Regions from separate parts of the Homo sapiens genome. Here region 1 is linked to region 2. Evidence: chromatin loops called from intact Hi-C (ENCODE). Cell type or tissue: thyroid gland. All regions are shown on one strand. Each heading gives the region's core, and the rest is flanking DNA. Links, peaks and the distances in the headings are about the cores only. Region 1 has its middle 5.8 kb from the start of RD3. Region 2 overlaps TRAF5 (TNF receptor associated factor 5).

What was found. Peaks named below come from ENCODE experiments on the same cell type or tissue, not always from the same donor. Only the 100,000 strongest peaks of a DNase experiment are listed, where the experiment ranks them.
Region 1: a loop joins it to region 2, with 2.5 times the contacts of the local background. A loop is called at or near these places in 2 of 110 quality-filtered maps.

The regions. Positions count from the first base shown.
Region 1 is chr1:211,493,093-211,502,880 of GRCh38, forward strand. No RefSeq gene overlaps it. Among named protein-coding and RNA genes, the nearest start is that of RD3, 5.8 kb to the left of the region's middle. In thyroid gland, for the core only: no CTCF peak of the experiment used is centred there; a DNase peak (open chromatin) is centred at 4,719; H3K27me3 peaks cover 974 bases.
Region 2 is chr1:211,329,966-211,339,753 of GRCh38, forward strand. All of the region lies in intron 1 of TRAF5 (TNF receptor associated factor 5), which reads left to right. Among named protein-coding and RNA genes, the nearest start is that of TRAF5, 8.0 kb to the left of the region's middle. RefSeq lists an enhancer at 296-355. In thyroid gland, for the core only: no CTCF peak of the experiment used is centred there; no DNase peak of the experiment used is centred there.

The sequences.
Region 1 (9,788 bases), core at 1,300-9,299, 160 kb after region 2:
TGGGTGATTTGTCACTTCGTGCTTGCTCTGTGGCTGGTTCCACTCAGCTGGTTCCATCCGCCTTCCCTCTTCATCCATCAAGCAGGCAAGATTCTTGAGTCAGGAGTTGGATCATATACTTCTCTTGACCAGTTCACAGCACGACAGCCCCAAAGATTGAGTGGGTCACTTGGGGATGGAAGATCCCCACATTTGAGGGAGCTGAAGCTGACTTCCTCTGACCCACAGTTCCCAGGCGGCCTCCACCTCAGGGCCAGCTAAGGCCAGAGTCACCCAAAGCAGGTAACTGGGAGTCCCCACCTCTGAGCACCCCACCACTATCCTGGCACTTTCCCAAGGGGCGTGGCTTGGAGGTCCAAGGGCAGAAATTCCCAGGCATTTCCACACTGTAGGGAAGGGAGCAGGGGGATGACAAGACTTTACCTTCCCTTTAGGAAAGTTGCTGGAGGCAATGAGGAGAGGAGGGCATGGACTAAGTCACATGCTCATCTGTGCAGCACGTATTTCTAAAGCACCATTCTACAGGGGCACCAAGCTAGGAGCTGGCTGAGCCTGGCTCTCCTCTCTGCACACATCCCAGCCAAGCCTGTGTGTGCTGGATTGCTGGATCAGATGAGGAGGAGGTGGAAGTCTGGCAGGCAGGTGGGGAGCAGGGACAGCATTAGGGCCCAGAGTTAAAGACTTTTATCTCCAAGTAGTACAACCTTGGGTCTGCTACTGACCATTCTGTGTTTGAATAAAAACAATTCATCCCTTTTCTATAGCCATGCTTTTGTATTAATATCTCCCCTTCTAATGCACACACAATGAATGTAAATGAGATCATAGAGGCCAATGTCTTGAGCCATCAGAAAGATTTTGTCGCAGCAGCTGCCAGATGAGCTTCAGGACTCCTGACCCTGGGATGCCAGGGAACAAGCACACAGACGACTTATAGCAGTCTCCCTGGCAGACGCAGCTGGCCCCTCTCCTGCATTTTTCAAATGGTGCCTGTGATTAGAAGAGGGAGGCACTCCCTAACCCACGACCCTCCCTGACAGCTGCCTTGATACCGTAACTCACAGGCCTTGGTGGGTGTGTTGACTCCTCATTTATTCTGATTTGTTCACCTGTGGAGGATTTGTGATTATCCTTGCTGAGTGTGAATTTGCTCTGGGGAGAAAAGGTGGCGGTTGTTTTTCTCTTGTTTGGCGTGGATGGAAGTTGCTGAAGCATAGATATTCAGCAACCATCAAATGCAGAAACACCGGTGGGGCCCGCAACATTGCCTCATAGATGGCATTTGATTAATAAATTGGAAATGTGGAGTTATGAGGCGATTACATGCAAGGCTGGATTAAAATCCGCATGGAGATTAGAGATAAGCCCCGGCTCTGCGTGTGTGTGTGTGTGTGTGTGTGTGTGTGTGCACGCGCGCGCTCCGTTCTCTCCTCCCTGGAGTCTTTCCAGGCTATTTCAAACCATTTCTAACCACTCAGTCATGCGTTGGGTTTTCCAAATCCTGCAGAAGGTCTGTGTAGCCCTAATCCCAAAGAAGTTGAATTAAATGGACAGAATATTCATAGGTACAGACCAGATTTGCAGTTACTTAGACCTCTTCTCTCTGGGCATCCCTCTTTCTATTCCTGTGGTCACATTTCCTCTCCAGGTGCTACGGACTGAATGTTGTGTCCTCCCCAAAATTCAATCTTGAATCTCCCAAGGTGATGGTTAGGAGGTGGGACCTTTCGGATGTGATTAGGTCGTAAGAGGGGAGCCCTCAGGAATGAGATTACTGCCCTTGTGAAATGGTCTCAGGGAGCTTTTTGGCCCTTCTACCACGTGAGGACACTGTGAGAAGATGCCTCCATCAACTAGGAAGTGGGCTTTCAGCAGACACTGAATCTACTGGCACCTTGATCTTGGACTTCCCAGCCTCCAGAGCTGTGAGAAATAAATTTCTGTCATTTATAAGTCACCAGTTTATGGTATTCTGTAATAGAAGCCTGAATGGACTCAGACATCAGGTACAGGAAGCAATGTGTCTGACGGCAGGAAAAATGAGAATGCTCCCTTCCCTGCCAGCTAGCTGGGAATGAGGCATAAAGCACTTCTCATTCATTCATTCATTCACCAAGCATTTATTGGCTATATACTCTGTCTAGACTGCACCTTGACACTCCATTTCCATAGACTTCACTGACCACAGCTTCTTCTTCTTCTTTTTTTTTTTTTTGAGACAGAGTTTTGCTCTTGTTGCCCAGGCTGGAGTGCAATGGTGCGATCTTGGCTCACCACAATCTCCACTTCCCAGGTTCAAGCAATTCTCCTGCCTCAGCCTCCCGAGTAGCTGGGAGTATAGGCATGTACCACTACGCCTGGCTAATTTTGTATTTTTAGTAGAGATGGGGTTTCTCCATGTTGAGGCTGGTCTCGAACTCCTGACCTCAGGTGATCCACCCGCCTCAGCTTCCCAAAGTGCTGGGATTACAGGGGTGAGCCGCTGCGCCCGGCTACAGCTTTTCAGTTCTGCCCTGTAGTCTGATGGACTAATGTGAGGGCCTGTGGCAGAAACAGCTAGCTGTCCACCAAGAGTCACATTTCTCCTCCAGAGTACATGAACATGTAGTAGACATGTTCCTAGGAAGCAGCTGTCCAGCTGGGGACTTCATTCCCCATCCCTCCTCCCATCTAGGTGGGGCCGTGTGATGATAGGGTGTAGATGGAAGGGACATGAGTCACTTCAAGGTGTGGCAGGTAGACACCCCTGTGCAACTGTCCACCTTCCACCTTTCCCCTTTGCTGATCGTCAGCCAGGACTCTGAGGCCCTCGGGGTGGGGGAGACACAGTTTTGAAGGCGTTTAGGTCCCTCAATCACTTCATGAAAAGCTGCTCACCCATCATTCATGTTGAACTCTAATGTGTGCAAAAAATCATATGCTTGTTGGGTCAAAGCACTGAGTTGGGGTTTCTCTGTAATAGCAGTTGGCACCACCCAGCTCACAAAAAACCCTGTGAAAAGGGGTGGGTGTGGAAGTGCTGCCCTTTCCTAGGTTCCTGGACATCAGGGCTCTTCCTGACATGTTCGCCGCTGGTTTTTTCACCATCACCTTAAAGACATTACTTCATCCCCTGTTGTCTCATGCCCCTGTGCATGGTGCCCACTCTACCCAGAGTCCCCTCCTACCTGGGGAAGTTAACTTACCCCTCAAAGTTTAGCTTCATGGTAACCGCTTTGTGAATTATCCTCTGTCTGCTGCTCCCTCCTCTCCACTCTGAAGCCTCATTCTTTTTTTTTTTTTTTTTTTCTTTTGAGATGGAGTTTTGCTCTTGTTGCCCAGGCTGGAGTGCAATGACACGATCTTGGCTCACTGCAACCTCTGCCTCCTGGGTTCAAGCAATTCTCCTGCCTCAGCCTCCCAAGTAGCTGGGATTACAGGCGTGTGCCACCACACCCAGCTAATTTTTGTATTTTTAGTAGAGCCAAGGTTTCACCATGTTGGCCAAACTGGTCTCGAACTCCTGACCTCAGGTGATCCACCCACCTTGGCGTCCCAAAGTGCTGGGATTACAGGTGTGAGCCACTGTGCCCGGCCTGAAGCCTCATTCTTCCTTCTGTACACACAGTTGATCCTCATTACCTACCAAAGTACTGGCAAATTTGCCTACTCACTAAAATTTATTTGTAATCCAAAAGTCAATACTCATAGAACTTTTTTTTTTTTTGATGCAGAGTCTTGTTCTGTTGCCCAGGCTGGATGGAGTGCAGTGCTGTGCTCTCAGCTCACTGCAACCTCTGCCTCCCAGGTTCAAGCGATTCTCCCACCTCAGCCTCCCAAGTAGCTGGAATTACAGGCTTGTGCCACCACACCCGGCTACTTTTTTTTTTTTTTTTTTTTTTGAGATGAAGTCTCGCTCTGTCGCCCAGGCTGGAGTGCAGTGGCGAGATCTCGGCTCACTGCAAGCTCCACTTCCCAGGTTCATGCCATTCTCCTGCCTCAGCCTCCCAAGTAGCTGGGACTACAGGCACCCGCCACTACACCCAGCTAATTTTTTTGTATTTTTTTAGTAGAGATGGGGTTTCACCATATTAGCCAGGATGGTATCAATCTCCTGACCTTGTGATCCGCCTGCCTTGGCCTTCCAAAGTGCTGGGATTACAGGCGTGAGCCACCACACCCAGACTAATTTTTGTGTTTTTTAGTAGAGACAGGATTTCACCGTGTTAGCCAGGATGGTATCAATCTCCTGACCTGGTGATCCGCCCGCCTAGGCCTTCCAAAGTGCTGGAATTACAGGCGTGTGCCACCATGCCCGGCCTAATTTTTGTGTTTTTTAGTGGAGACAGGGTTTCACTGTGTTGGCCACGCTGGTCTCGAACTCCTGAGCTCAAGTGATCCCCTGCCTCAGCCTCCCAAAGTGCTGAGATTACAGGTGTGAGCCACTGCACCTGGCCTACTCATAGTATTAGATTGCTGTAAGAGTAATTGCGGTTTTTCCCATTAAAAGTAATTACTTTTGCGCCAACCTAATACTTTTGTGGTCATTCTAGACATGTAGAAAAATGTTAGTGACCTGATGGACTTGTTCCCTGCTGAGCTTGAACAAGGCACGCTCTGCCTTCTTGTTTCAGCTCTCATGATCTTAAGTGTCCTTTTCACAGTCTATTTAGTGCCCACTTTTCATACTTTGTGCTTTTTATTTGTGATTTTGATATCGAAAATGGCCCCAAAAGTAGTGCTGAAGGGCCTTCTAGTGTTCCTAAGTGCAAGGAGGCAGTGACACGCTTTACTACATGAGTTAGATCAGCTTCCTTCAGGCCTGACTTAGCACTGCTGGCGGTGAGTTCAGTGCTAATGAATCAACAATATAGAGTAAATAAGGTGTCTTTCAATAGAAATGCACATAAAACAAGGTTATGTATTGGTCAGCTGACAAAAATGTCATGACCAGAGGCTTCAGGAACCTCATCCAGGACGAGGACTGAACTTCACCCTGTATTTCCCCTAGGAGCAATGGTTCAGTGTTTGCTAATTCACAACTTTATAGATAATAACTACTGTGAATAACAAGAATTGGCTGTGCTTCACACCATTTCCTGAGCATTTAATCAGCATCCCTGCAGAAGAAGAGCTCCCCAAGGTCAAGGAGATCAAGCCCCAGCACACGGTAAAAGCTAAGTTCGTGTTTGCTGTACCCACAGAGAACGCATTAGCCAGAGTGACTGGGCTTGGTCTCTGTGTTAAACAAATGCCGTGGACTTGCTCCCCACTCTCCTGAACCTGAAAGAGCCCCAAGAGACGTAATGTCACAGGCTCAAGGACCACAGACAACAGATGTAAGGAAGGCAGGAATGGACTGTGGGGTGCCGAGGTCACCCAGAAGTCCAAGGATGCACATTCCAGGGGAGGTGAGGAGGACATGTCACTATTAGAGGGCGGTGGAGAGCCTGGGTATTCTCCATCCAGCTCCAAGCAGTGGAGGCATAAGACAGTCAGAACCTCCCTTCTGCTCAACCTGGAAGTGCTTCTGGAACAAGGTAGAATAATGGGAAATCAATGGGAAGAGGGAGTCAGCCATGCGGTGTTGCATTAGAGCCAAGAAAACCTGAAGTGGCACAAGCTGCACTGGGCCCTTTTGGGAGGGCTGATGAGGCTGTAGAGGGGATGTGCTGGGGCCTGGGAAGGAAAGAGATGCTATTCGTGGATAATGTGGTAGAAGGAGTGACTCTGTGGAATTAAACACACACATGGCTCAGGTGAACCTGGATGTCACATGTGGATCTTAACAGATTCTCACATCAGTTCCCAAAGAAGAAGGCTGGTGAGTCCAGAGCAATGAAGCAGCCTGGCAGAGTCCATCTCCTGGCTACCAGAAGCCACCTGGACTTGGTGTGGAGAATGAAGGAGAGAGGGGAATTATCAGGAAATTCTGACTCTGGCAGCTGAGTTGATGGCAGTGAGAAGTGGCGTCCAGGACTGGGACTGAGCCCCACGGTGGTGAGACATGGCGTCCAGGAGGAGGACTGAGCCAATGGTGATGAGACATGGCGTCCAGGAGGAGGACTAAGCCCATGGCAGTGAGACACAGCGTCCAGGAGGAAGACTGAGCCAGTGGTGGTGAGACGTGGTGTCCAGGAGGAGGACTGAACCCATGGCAGTGAGATACTGCGTCCAGGAGAAGTAGATTGGAGGGGAAGCAGAGTGTGTCTTTGGCTTGGTGGAGGTGGAGGAGGAGACTTCATGGCTCCAGGGAGGAGAGGCTCCTGGACCAGCTCCATATGCAGAAGAAAGGGTTTGGCTAAAGCACACACCTGGAGGCCATCGAGGTGGTGTTCCGATCCCTGGGCCCTGGCCAAATTCCAGACTCTGTTAAACAAGGAGCATGTGAGCATTTAAGAAAGGATGTGGAGATCATGTGGCATTAGCAGATGTTCACTGTCAACAGGTCAGGGGAAGCCACCCCCAAAGATGCCATGAGAAAGCATGGCCAGGGACAGTTGCAATGCCTCTGTGCCCTCATCACATCCCCTCATCCCTCCTCTGCCTACAGGGCAGCTCTGGCAGGCCGTTCTGTTTGAGATCAGGGGTTCCTGTAATTGATAGCATCCCAGCTCAAGCTCACAGCCACCTTTTCACTCTCTGCCCTCTGAGGCCAGGGAAGCCCACTGGGCCCATGTGCAAGTGTGGTCCTGAAGTGTAAGTGGTTCATGTCACCAGGACAATCTTCATTTGGGAGACAGGAACCAGAAGATACATACTCCACACTCCTGTCCACCACATGGACAGTTCTGGAAGGCTGCCGTTACAGTTCTTGAGAGGTGCCACACAATCAGACACTGTGGCTGTGTTGCTCCCATCAGTGACCTTGATAACACACCCTATGATGACTTTCCTCCTTCCTGTCTCACTCTCCTTGCACTCTCGTTTCTGCTTCCTGGACTGCCTCCCAAGTCCTGGAAGCTATACCCAAGTCCTTGTTCCAGCATCTGCTTCTGGGAAAAGCAGAGAGGAAATATGAAGAATATAGGGAGCCAAGCACCGTGGCTCATGCCTGTAATCCTGGCACTTTGAGAGGCCAAGGTGGGCAGATCACCTGAGGTCAGGAGTTTGAGACCAGCCTGGCAAACATGGTGAAACCCCATCCCTACAAAAAATACAAAGATCAGCTGGGTGTTGCAGTGCACACCTGTAATCCCAGCTACTCCGGGAGGCTGAGGCAGGAGAATCATTTGAACCCAGGAAGTGGAGGAAGTTGCAGTGAGCCGAGATAGCATCACTGCTCACTGCAATCTAACTTGGGCAACAGAGCAAGACTGTCAAAAAAAAAAAAAAAAAGAATACAGAGTGATCTGCGATGTTAAATGCCAAGAGGTCCAGTAGAATGATGGCCCAGGAAGGGGCATTTGCAACAGGGAAGGGGGTGCAGGTTACTGGAGACACTGCCACTGGAGCTCGGAAGTGGGCCCAGTACTCCCAGGGCTACCCTACTGAGGACATAGAGTCTGCTCTTGCTTGTGTGATTCTTTACACAAGTGCAGCACCTCCATCATTCTCCAGGGAGTATTCCTAAACCAGAAGGTGCTGAAAGCTTTAGAGAAGAGCTGAACAGAGAGGTGTTCACTGCACCTGCACAGCATGGTAAACTCCAGCAATTACCCTTGGACGCTGACTCTCTCCACAGTCTCTCCCTCCAGCCATCACCAGGTTCCCCCTTTACTGACACCCCTTCCCTGTGGCTCCTGCCCCCCTACTCCTGGATCTCCCTTCTCCACACAGCCAGCGACCTCTCTCAGCAGCCACCTCTCTGAGGGCTGGGCTCGGATGTGAATGATGTTGAGACGTGAGCCACAGCGGTGAGGCCCAAGGTCCTCAGTTCCCCTGTCCTCTATGGGGTTCCCACATCAGTAACCTGCTTCCTCCCACAGCGCCTTTCTATAGAGAAGACAGGCCAGGGACAAGAGTCTGGTTGCTCTAACGTGATCCTTCCCCAGAAGTCAGAGGGGAGACCTTGCTGCTGGCACGAGGAGGACTGAACAATTCTTTGTGGAAGCTTTTCCCCCAGCGTGTTCTCTGATAGACCCATAAGCAGCTGGAATCCTACCCCCTAGGAACTCTGAGTGCTCTGTTTTTCATTCACCACATCCAGCCTCCCTGCACACTAGCCCCATATTCATTTCCTCAACAAAGGTTTACTAGGCATGTACTTAGTGCCAGCCCCAGGGCCTGGCACCAAGGGTGGAGCTGGAGAGGGAAGGCCCACCTGTGACTGCATGGGGCTCCCAGCCAGAGGAGGAGGACAGGCTGTGTGCAGTAGGGCTGGGAGCTGTGCAGAAACCCAGAGATGCCCCTGGAAGGTGGCCCCTGCCTCCTGGCTCCCACTCCCTCACCATACACCCCGTTCTTTCATCCCTGGGTGCTCTACTAAGAATCCTGAAACAGTAGAGCAATGGGGAGCTTCGATACCCTTTACTCCCACACCTGCTGAGATCACGGACTCAGAAGAGGCTAGCAACTTGCTCATTTAGCACAGCAAGTGAGTAACAAAGCCAGGACAATAGCCTATGTTCTTTTTGTTCCAAACCATTGCCCTGCCCACTGCTGACCTTGTGGCATCAGCAAATCAGATAGAAGCCTCTGGGCCCATATAGTCTATGCCTCACTCATGAACACCAAACACATCTCATTTTCTGTGCTCGACAAGGGTAAGCACTTTTATCTGGAGGAGATGATGAGGTAGACTGTGTGTGTGTGTGTGTGTGTGTGTGTGTTCATCTGCGTGCGCATTTTGGGTGGAATTCCGTGTTATTTCTCTTCTCACAGTCCTGGAAGGCTGCTTAAAGAGGAAGCATTTTGGCAGTCTTCTAAATGACAGCTTGTTCTTGGGGGGCTGAGCAAGGGGGGACCCCAGGGGATGTGAGTGGGATGTCACTGCATGTCCCCGAGGCTGGGCACCTCCCTGTGTAAGACCCCATGCTGGCTGCTGGAAATTGCCAGAAGGCAGCGGCAGGTTCTCCAGGGTTCCTTTCACCAGTGTCCTTAGCTCTTTTCCTGGAAGATAAATTGAAGGCATCTTAACTTCTTTCTGCTTGCCAAACAACCTGTCAAGGAGGAAGAAAGAACAGAACCATCTGCTTAACCGGTGGTGACCCATGCTTCTCTCTGGGGCAAGAGGCTTCTTTCACTTCTGGGCCAAAGCTAAGTGCTTGTGAAAGCTGCCAGATGCTTGGTGTTCTGCGGTGGGCAGGTCTGTGCAAACCTACCCCCAAAGACCCAGGAAAGAGGCCTACAAATCCAGTTTCTCAGGAAGAAACGTTTATTTTATTAGGGACTTACAAACAGAAGCCACGTTGCAGGCAGCGTTGAGAGGAACAGTGGATCCCTGCACCATTATCCCCCAAAACCAGGACTTATCTACTGTAGGGAAGAAATGTGTAGGACAATTGAAGTTGACCCCTCAGGGAAAGGCAAGAATGCTATGTGAGTCTGCCTAAGGGCAGGATTCATGGTCAAGGTTGCTTTGACCTAAGGGCAGGATTTAAGGTAACAGCAGATGAAGTAGAAATCTTAGAGTCATTCCTGGAACAGGGGTTAATCAGAAGTCAAGATAGCATGTCAGCTTCCAAGATGGAGCTGATTTAGCCTCCACATGGAGTCGCTGGAAACCTCATGGGGAGGAAACCAGAAACAGAAATGGAAAAACTAGATTTTGTCCAACAATGGAGGAACCACGTAGAAAGTACAGTGCATCAATATCCCAGACTATGCAGCCACGAGACAATACTTGTGACAAAACTGGCTTCTAGCTT
Region 2 (9,788 bases), core at 1,173-9,172:
CCATATGGCCTCCAGCAAGTCCTATCTTGTGAGAAAGTGGCTTGGAGGACCAGGCAGGAGATAAAAGTGAAAGTACTCATTAGTCCTGACAGAGGAACTCAGTCTGTTTACAGTGACAGTGGTGAGCACATTTTGCATATTTGTACCTGGAGGCAGGTGGTGGTGCATGCTTGGATCGTGCTGTAGCAAAAGCAGTATACATGCAAATGGTCTGTACACTGTGCAGTATCCGTGTGATGTGCAGGTCTTAGAGACCCAGTATTAAGTGACAGAGCCCAGTGAGTGCCCTCCCAGGATATCTCACTTACTTTCAGCAGAGCCCCATGTCTCATTTCTTGACACCACAGGCTCCATCAACTTCCCTCCTTACCAATTCAGAACATTCCTGAATTTTTTTCCATGGCTTTTTTTTTTTTTCTCTCAAGGAGAAAGTGCTCTCCTCCAGAACAAGGCGAGAGTACCTTTTCCACGTACACTCCCAAGTCAGCTCTCTCCTCCTCCCTCTGAGGCAGGTTCCCTCCCTGCCTCCCTCCCACAGACTTCTTCCCTCCCCCACAAGCTGAGTTTTCTGTTAGTAAGAAGACTCCATGTTTCCCCAGTCCCTCTTCTCTTTCTTTCACTGACAAGCTTCTGTAAAGAGTGGACAGCTCTTGCACTCGCTCCTCACTCGGCACCGTGCACCTGCTGCGCTGCTCTGATTGTCCTGTGTAGGTTTCCAGGACCTGGTACTCCTCAGTCACCAGCCCATACCAGCCCACGCTGCAGCTATTACTTATCTCCTTGGAGGTTGCTACACCGTCCCCACCAGCATTCCCTTCCTTGACCTCCAGCTTCTTATCCTCCTCTGTCCTGCAAGTGCAGGTATGGGGCCAAGGCTGGGTCCTCAGGTTGGATTTCAATTCTCTGTGCTTCTCTCCTTGAGCCCTTGGCCATTCCCAAGACTTAAACCAACACTTTTAAGGAAAGGCTGATCAAATTTCCATCCCTCACCCAGTTATCTTCTTGGCCACTATGATTTGCAATATTCAGAATCTTCACCATGATGTTTCAGAAGCACCTTAGACATTTGTCCGAGGCCGCCTCTTTCTCTCTGTTCTCTCTGTTGCAGAAATCGCTGCTGTTCCTCAGTCACCTTTATCCTGTCCCCCTCAGCCAGTCCTGATCTGTCTATTCCCAGTTCAGGGCCACAGGGACTCTTTCCTGGGCAACCTTAATTAAGCATTGACTCATTTTCCTGCCCCAGGTCCATCTGTATTCAATTTTCCTTTTCATGCTGCTGCAGAGGGGCCTCTTTAATACATAGCCTAGTCAAAACCTTCTACTTTCAATGATGGTGTAGTAGAAACAGTGTGGACTTCAGAATCTGGTGGGCCTGGGTTCATATCTGGGTTTATGATTTGCTGGTTGTAGTTATATAATCTGAGCAAGTTGCCCAACTTCCATAGTGTCTGTATTCCCACTGGTAAATAGAAATAGTAATGTGTGCCACTTGGGGTTGCTGGAAAGATTAAATGAGTCAATATATACACAGAGCCTGGAGTCTGGCAGATATTCAGTAAAACTGGTTTTCTCCTTCCATGTGGTTAATAGCCATAGAGCATTGTGGGGTTTCTGGGGAGCTGGAAACTGCATGCCTAGCCTAAAGGCATTCAAATTTAAATTAAAAACCAGCAGAAGAATTGCTGTGTGTCAGAGCAGGCCATCTTTTTTTTTTTTTGAGATGGAGTTTCACTCTTGTTGCCCAGGCTGTAGTGCAGTGGCACAGTCTCAGCTCACTGCAACCTCTGCCTCGCGGGTTCAAGTAATTCTCCTGCCTCAGCCTCCCAAGTAGCTGGGATTACAGGCATCCGCCACCACGGCCGGCTAATTTTTTGTATTTTTAGTAGAGATGGGGTTTCACCATGTTGGGCAGGCTGGTCTCAAACTCCTGACCTCAGGTGATCTGCCTGCCTTGGCCTCCCAAAGTGCTGGGATTACAGGTGTGAGCCACTGCACCTGGGCGAGTAGACCATCATTGAAACTAGCCTATTGCTGCCACTTTGCCATCTCTGGACCAGGTAGACCTCAGGGGCCAGGGTAGGGAAGCTGGGCTGGGACAGGGTATGGTGGGATAAGCTGGGATGAGTTCTTGGCAGGCAGAGGGGCCAGGCAGCCTCAGAGGCTGGGGCCCCATGGACCAGGTTTCAAGGGCAGGAGTCTAGTTTTCAGGACTTGTGGGCAGAGCAGGCGGCAGCTTTGGAGGAAGAATAGTGCTTGGCAGAGAGCCAACACAGGAAAAAATAAAACAGATTTGGAAAACAAAAATACAAGCTCTGGCTTGATAGCCAGGAGCAGACCAGTTACTTTAGCCAGATCCAATGTGAAGGCACAGCAGGATAAGGTTGACCTGATGCAAAGCCACCACCCAGAGCCCTTTCTGTTCTCCTGTACTAAGGCGTATGGCTTAGAACAGCCAGGCTGTGTTCTAAGGCTTCTGTTAGGGAGACCCTTGACCCTGGAGGATGGAGGGAGGTGGGTGGGGCTAAGCTAAGCGGCAGCCATGAAGGTCCCTCTTCTGTCTTCATGATTTTAGGATTTCTGAGGTAGAGGCTGGGTTGATATCTATGATGCAACCTAGGAAAACTTACCATGCCTCCCTGTTAAAGGCAGAATAATTTAATATAAAGCAAAGGCTTACATGCTCAGCAGATGCAGAATGAAAGAAGTGATTAAAACATTGGGTGGAGTTATTCCAGGAATAACCCACTAGGGAGTGAGGGGGTAGATAGGAGAAATGGAGGGGGAATATTGGACTTGAGCAAAGATGTTTTAAAAAGATGAAGAACATTTTAGTCACCCTTAATGAATGGGAAGTAGATTATTTGGGAGCAGACTGATTTCCTTATGTTAAGGTGTTTTATTTCAAAAGTCAGTACTTTGGGATGTTGCCTCAAATTATCTGTATCATTCCCACAGACCTCCCTTAGAGATATTTATTGCCATGTATTAGCTGTGGACAGCCAGAGGCTAAGTTCTTTCCCCACCTCTTTGATACTAACAGTTCCCATAGGGCCTATGTATGACTAAGTGGTTCACTTTCACTTCACTTACACTGGATCTTCCTAACAAGTGGACCTCTCTAGCCCTCATCTCTTCTACCTCGTAACAGAAGTGCTAGATTTTCTCATTAATTCTGTTCAAGCCTTGTTAAATAGCTCTAGGCCCTTCTTTTTTTTGTTTTGTTTTGTTTTGTTTTATTTTTGAGACGGAGTCTTGCTCTGTTGCCCAGGCTGGAGGGCAGTGGCGCCAACTCGGCTCACTGCAACCTCCGCCTCCCGGGTTCAAGCGATTCTCCTGCCTCAGCTTCTGGAGTAGCTAGGATTACAGGCGCCTGCCACCATGCCTGGCTATGTTTTGTATTTTTAGTAGAAACGGGATTTCACCATGCTGGCCAGGCTGGTCTTGAACTCCCAACCTCAGGCGATCCACTCCCCCCCCACTCCCCACTAGGCCTCCCAAAGTGCTGGGATTACAGGCGTGAGCCACGGTGCCCAGTCTTGTTTTGTTTTTTGAGATAGGGCCTTGCTCTGTCGTTCAGGCTGGAGTGCAGTGGTGCAATCTCGGGTCACTGCAACCTCCGCCTCCTGGGTTCAAGCGAGTCTGTCACCTCAGCCCCCCGAGTAGCTGAGATTACAGGCACCCACCAGCAGGCCTGGCTAATTTTTGTATTTTTAGTAGAGATGGGGTTTCACCACGTTAGCCAGGCTGGTCTCAACTCCTGGCTTCAAGTGATCTGCCCGTCTTGGCCTCCCAAAGTGCTAGGATTACAGGTATAAGCCACCGTACCCGGCCTAAGGAAAGGTGTAGGTCTTTCTACACCTGACTTGCCTATGCCTACCTTTTCTTACATCATTTCTCCTGCCTAGAATGCCTCCTGTTCAAAACCATTAATCCATACCCCTGCCACTCTTTTCAAAACAAATTCAAAATTCATCTCTTGTTAGGCTTCTTTGTTGGGGGTCCCCAAGACCATTCCCAGGTTCAGTGATTTGCTAGGAGAACTTACAGGATTCAGCATCCAGCAGATGGTCATACTCACAGCTATGATTCATTTCAGCAAAAGAATACAAAGCAAAATGAACAAAGGGAAAAGGCTTATGGGGCAAAGTCCAGGGGAGACCAGGTGCAAGCCTCCAAGAGTCTTGGAAAAGACTCTGCAAAGGACTGCCGAGGGGGAATCACACAGGATGTGCTGAATTTCTCCAGCAGTGCATTGTGACAGCAGGTGTGAAGCACTGTCTACCAGGGAAGCCCATTAGAGACTCAGTGCCCAAGGTTTTTACTAAGGGCTGGTCATGTAGATACCTTCATCTAGCACATGTCAGAATTCCAGCCTCCAGAAGAAAAACAGGTGTTCCACATAAAACACATTGGCTGGGCGCGGTGGCTCATGCCTGTAATCCCAGCACTTTGGGAGACCGAGGCGGGCTGATCACAAGGTCAGGAGATTGAGACCATCCTGGCTAACACGGTGAAACTCCGTCTTTACTAAAAATACAAAAAATTAGCCGGGCTTGGTGGCACGCACCTGTAGTCCCAGCTACTTGGGAGGCTGAGGCAGGAGAATCACTTGAACCCAGGAGGCGGAGGTTGCAGTGAGCCGAGATCGCACCACTGCACTCCAGCCTGGGGGACAGAGTGAGACCCCGTCTCAAAACAAAACAAACAAACAAAACAAAACACATTGTTTACCTAGATGGTTTAAGCACAGTGAGCCGCTCTTAGCAGTTCAGGTGGTGGGAGCCTTACTGAAATCCATGTTCCAGACACCAGCCAGGGGCCATCCTTGCGAGGAGAACTTTCTAGAGATAGCAGTATTAGGCTTGCTGTGTTAACTTGTTTCTGCATAGCTTTCCTTCATAATCTCATCTGTCCTGTCCTCCCAGTGCCTAACTATAGTTATGTTGTAGAGAAAATTGCCCTAGACAAAGAACCAGAAGACCTGGGTTTCAGCCCAGCATGGCCTCCTACTGCTGTGTGGCCCTTTGAACCCCTCAAACTCCATTTTCCTCATTGGGAAAAGAGGAATTGTAATTCTTGCTTGTAGGTCTCAATGGTGACTAAAGACCAAAGGAAATGATATAGTTGGTCATTCCTTCCATCCCCCATAATCGAGCACCTCCTTTATCTAAGGCAGTGAGTGAGCTGTGGTGAGTAAGACGTGAGTGTGACATGGTGGCTTTGACAGCAGACAAGCCTGAATCCCTACCCAGAGTTACCAGCTGTGGTACCTCAAACACCTTGTGTCATCCCCTCAGCTTTGGGTTCCCGATCTGTAAAATATGAAGATGAATAATACAATGAGGGTCTGCAAACGTGGGCTGCTGTGTGAATTAAGTGGGACAACCTATGTACATCTCCTGCAGTATCTAGAACATTATGGCACCCCAAGTGGCAACTGTTAATTGACTCAGATATTTGAGTGCTTGCTCTGCGTCTGCACCTTGAAAAATATAAGACACAATTCCAGCACTGCTTTCTTCGTGCTGGGGAAGACTATTATTGAACAGATAATTAATTACATAAACAATTATTTACATTCCCGGCAAGTGCTGTTAAGGAGAAGTACAGGTGGTTAAAGGGCATGTCATAAGTGGGGGGGACCCTAACTTGATGGAGGAGGCACACAGAGGCATGGCTGCATATGTGAGGCTTCATCTGGGCTTGTATGTGTTTAGCTCAGCAAGAGGTGGGGAGAGAGGAAAAGATGTTTCCGGAAGAGACAACAGCTTGAGGAAAGGGAGACCCAGCCTTAGGGTGAAGGCTGTAAGGGGGAAAGGTTCTCTGTTCATATGAGGAGTGGCAAAAAGACCAGGAATCCAGGAGAGGTGGAGGACAGGTGGGGAGATTGGCCTAATTCAGAGGTCACCTCTGCCGCCACCCTGGCAGGGAAGGGGCAGAGCAGGGGCCCCATGCAGGGAGATTTGCAGGTGTGGTGGCAGGAAGTAGAGGTGGTCTGGTCTGATGATCTCTGTTTTTTTTTGCTGTGCAGTAAGGAAGTAGAGTTTCCTGGTGAGACTGGAGGGAGTGGTCAAGGTTTGTGGAGGAGAGAAAGGTTTAAAATCAACATTGAACAGAGTGAGCTGAGAAGGAACAGCTGGCTTTGTGCTATGTTATTGTGTTGGCATGATGAAGTCTCTGGAAAAGGACTCTGGCAAATGGGATTTTAGATCTCTAGCACCTTGTACAATGCCTGGCACCTAAATGAGGGCCCCATAAATGTTGATTGCATTGAATTATTGGCTGGCTACCTATATACATTTTTCTCAGCATTTCCCCTTTCTCAGGTGCCTGCTACCCTTGGGCTAAAGCTTCCCACTTGGCACCTCACCCAGAGGCTAGCTCACATTAGTGTGTCAGAGGGAGCGCTGCTCAGGCTTTACTCTTCCGGTCCTAGTTGGCTACACTGTCCCCTCACCCCTTACAGTGACTCCCCAACTCCTACCCCAGGTCAGCCATCATGAGCCAGCCTTGCACTCTCCAGCTGGGACTGGTAGAATTTCAGGACTTACAAACAGGTGAAATGAAAAGGTTTAGGCAGTGAGAAGCGTGCTTAGCAGGAGAGAGGCTGCTCTGCTTGCTGGAGAATAGCTGTTACAGTCATTCTGTAAGTATTTACTAAGCACCTGTCATGTGCACTGTTTTGTTTGTCTGTTTGTTTTTGTTCTGTTTTGAGACGGAGTCTTGCTCTGTCATCCAGGCTGGAGTGCAGTGGTGTGATCTTGGCTCACTGTAACCTCCACCTCCCTGGTTCAAGTGATTCTTATGCCTCAGCCTCCTGAGTAGCTGAGATTACAGGCGTATGCCACCATGCCCAGCTAATTTTTGTCTTTTTGGTAGAGACGGGTTTCACCATGTCGGCCAGGCTGGTGTCAAACTCCAGACCTCAACTGATCCGCTCACCTCGGCCTTCCAAAGTGCCGGGATTAAAGGCGTGAGCCGCTGCACCTGGCCAGACCTCAACTGATCCGCTCGCCTCGGCCTTCCAAAGTGCCGGGATTAAAGGCGTGAGCCGCTGCACCTGGCCACGTGCACTGTTTTATGTGTTGGGACTTCAGTACCCAAAGAAACAATCCTTGCTGTGCTGGAGCTTATATTCTATTCTGATAGGGGAAGACAGAGAGCAAAGACATGAACAAGTAATATGTTAGGCAGTAATAAGTGCATTGGAGAAAAATGCAGTAGAAGGTGGGTCTGCCAGGGATGTTGCATTTTCCATGTAGGGTGGTCAGCAAAGGCCTCCCTTGTGAGATAACATTTGAGCAGGTTCCTAAGGTGAAGGAACAAGCCCTTCAGATATCAGGGTGAAGAGTATTCCAGGCAGGGGAAAAGCAAGCAGAAGCCTCTTCTGCTGTTCAAGAAGACGCAAGGCAGTGTTGCCAGAGTGAGTAGACAAGGGGGAAGGCACTAGGAAGTAAGGACACAGAGAATGGAGAGGCAGAGAAACGAAGGGCCCTGACCTCTAAGGACACTGGCTTCTACCCCGAGTGCAATGGGGCCATTGGAGCAGAGGAGCAGCAGAGACAGCTTCTGTTTTTAAAAGCATCACTCTGGCTGCTGGGTTGTGAATGGGCTGTAAAGGAGCAAGGCAGAGCAAGAGACCAGCTAGGAGACTGATGCAATAACCACTGGGGAGATGATGGCAGCTTAGGCCAGAGTGATTATGCTGACAGTGGCGAGGAGGAGAGGGGGGATATGTTGGGAAGGAAGATCCCATGGGCTTTGGTGTTGTGAGATGGAGAGTAAGAGAGGAGCCAAGGATCACTCCAAAGTTTTTGGTCCAAGTGACGCTGTGATTGGTGGTACCATTTCACTGAGATGGAGGAAGGCTATGGGAGGAGCAGGTTGGGTGGGGATTTGATGTGTTAAGTTTGTGATGCCTATTAAATGTGGAGGCATAGACTAAACAGTGGAGTGTGTCTGGGGCTCAGGGGAGAGGTCCAGATTGCAGATAGAAATCAGGGCATTGTCAGTCATAGCTGGTAAGGCCAGGAGCTGGGACGTGCTCACCCAGAGAATGAGTGCAGATAGAAGAGAGCAGGTCCAGCACCAGCCCGAAGCTCCAAGAGATAAGAGAAGGTGACCTGGAAGCTGCCACGATGATCTGACTGGTGCTCCTCACACTGTCATGAGCTGTAGAATCTAGCCTGGGAATTTGCTAGAAAATCAGATTCTAGTTGCTACTGAGAGATCATGATACTGAAGTGTATTAATCAGGGAAGGCTAAACTATTATAACAAATGGGTCCCCCTTCCTCTGGGGTAAGGTGTCCAAGCTAGCATTTTCATCATGTTCTAGAACAGATTCTTAGCAGAGCATCTGGGGCCCTGACTGCTCAGAGAGCTGCTGCTATAGTTTTGTGCATATGCATACGCATATCCCTACCTTGACTGAAAACTTCCTGGGGACAGGAGCTGTCTGGTAACCCACTCTCCTCCACTCCCATAATACAATAGGGCGCAGACTTTGCATGTGACCGGCACTGAATAAAGCTGGCTAGGAGGGCAGGGTGGAAATGCATGGTGATTAAGTGCTTATTTATGTGCCAGGAATTGTGTGATAATAATTTACGTGGATTAATTCATTTAATCTTAACTCCAAGCCTTTGTAGCAGGTACTATTATTGTCTTTTTTTTTGAGACAAGAGTCTCACTCTGTTGTCCAGGCTGGAGTGCAGTGGTGCAGTCTTGGCTCACTGCAGCCCCCACCTCCTGGGTTCAAGCGATTCTCCTGCCTCAGCCTCCCAGGTAGCTGGGATTACAGATGTGTGCCACCATGCCCAGGTAATTTTTATATTTTTAGTAGAGACAGGGTTTCACCATGTTGCCCAGGTTGGTCTCGAACTCCTGAGCTCAGACAATCCGCCTGCCTTGGCCTCCCATATTGTCCCATATTCTAGATGAGGAAGGGGTGACACAGGTAAGTGAATGGCAGAAGGGTTTGAACCCCAGCAGTCTGGCCCCAGAGCTGGTCTCTAACCAGTAAGCGGTACTGCCTGCCATCAAGCCCTCCTGTTTGGTGTTGGCTGCAATGGGGTACATTTTCTCCCAGCTGTGACAGAGTGTAGAGCACTGGCTTCGGAGTCAGAAAGTCTATATTCAAATCCCTGTGCCCACGCACTAGCTGTGTGATTTGGGGAAAGTTGTTTAACAACTTGAGGCCTCGGACTGTTCATTGGGAATATGATGATGATAGCAGTATTGCCACAGGGTTAGTGTGGAACTGTGTATGGTATTATATGTAAAAGTGCAGGCTGGAAATTACTAGTACATGTCAGGTTTTAGTTTTATTGGTATCATCATTATCTTGAGAAACCAAACTGTGGATCTCCTAGGACTAACCAGAAGAGCTGCCAGAGGCCTGCGGATTGCAGCAAATCCAACAGGCCCTGCTTCAACCAGAACAGGTATTCTGTATACTCTTACTTACTGATGTTTCTGCATGAAACTCGGTTTGGTAAGTTTCACTGTGAAACAGTGAAACCCTTGGGTAGCTGATCCCTTAAGTCCTTCCAGAGCTGACAGGCTCAGTTGTGGGGTGGGGGAATCCACTCCCCCAGTTCTACCTACTTCTCTTGGACCTCCTCTCTGGGCTCCCTACCTGCTCTCCCTCTTCTGTTGCCCTGATCAGGCCCTTGAGTCCCAACAGCCTGAGGGCTGCATTTTTTAAACCAGACTCTAGGATGCCTGCCTGTATGTGGGCAGGGCACCTGGGGTGTGCCTGGGGTGTGTCTGGGGTAGCCCTCCGCC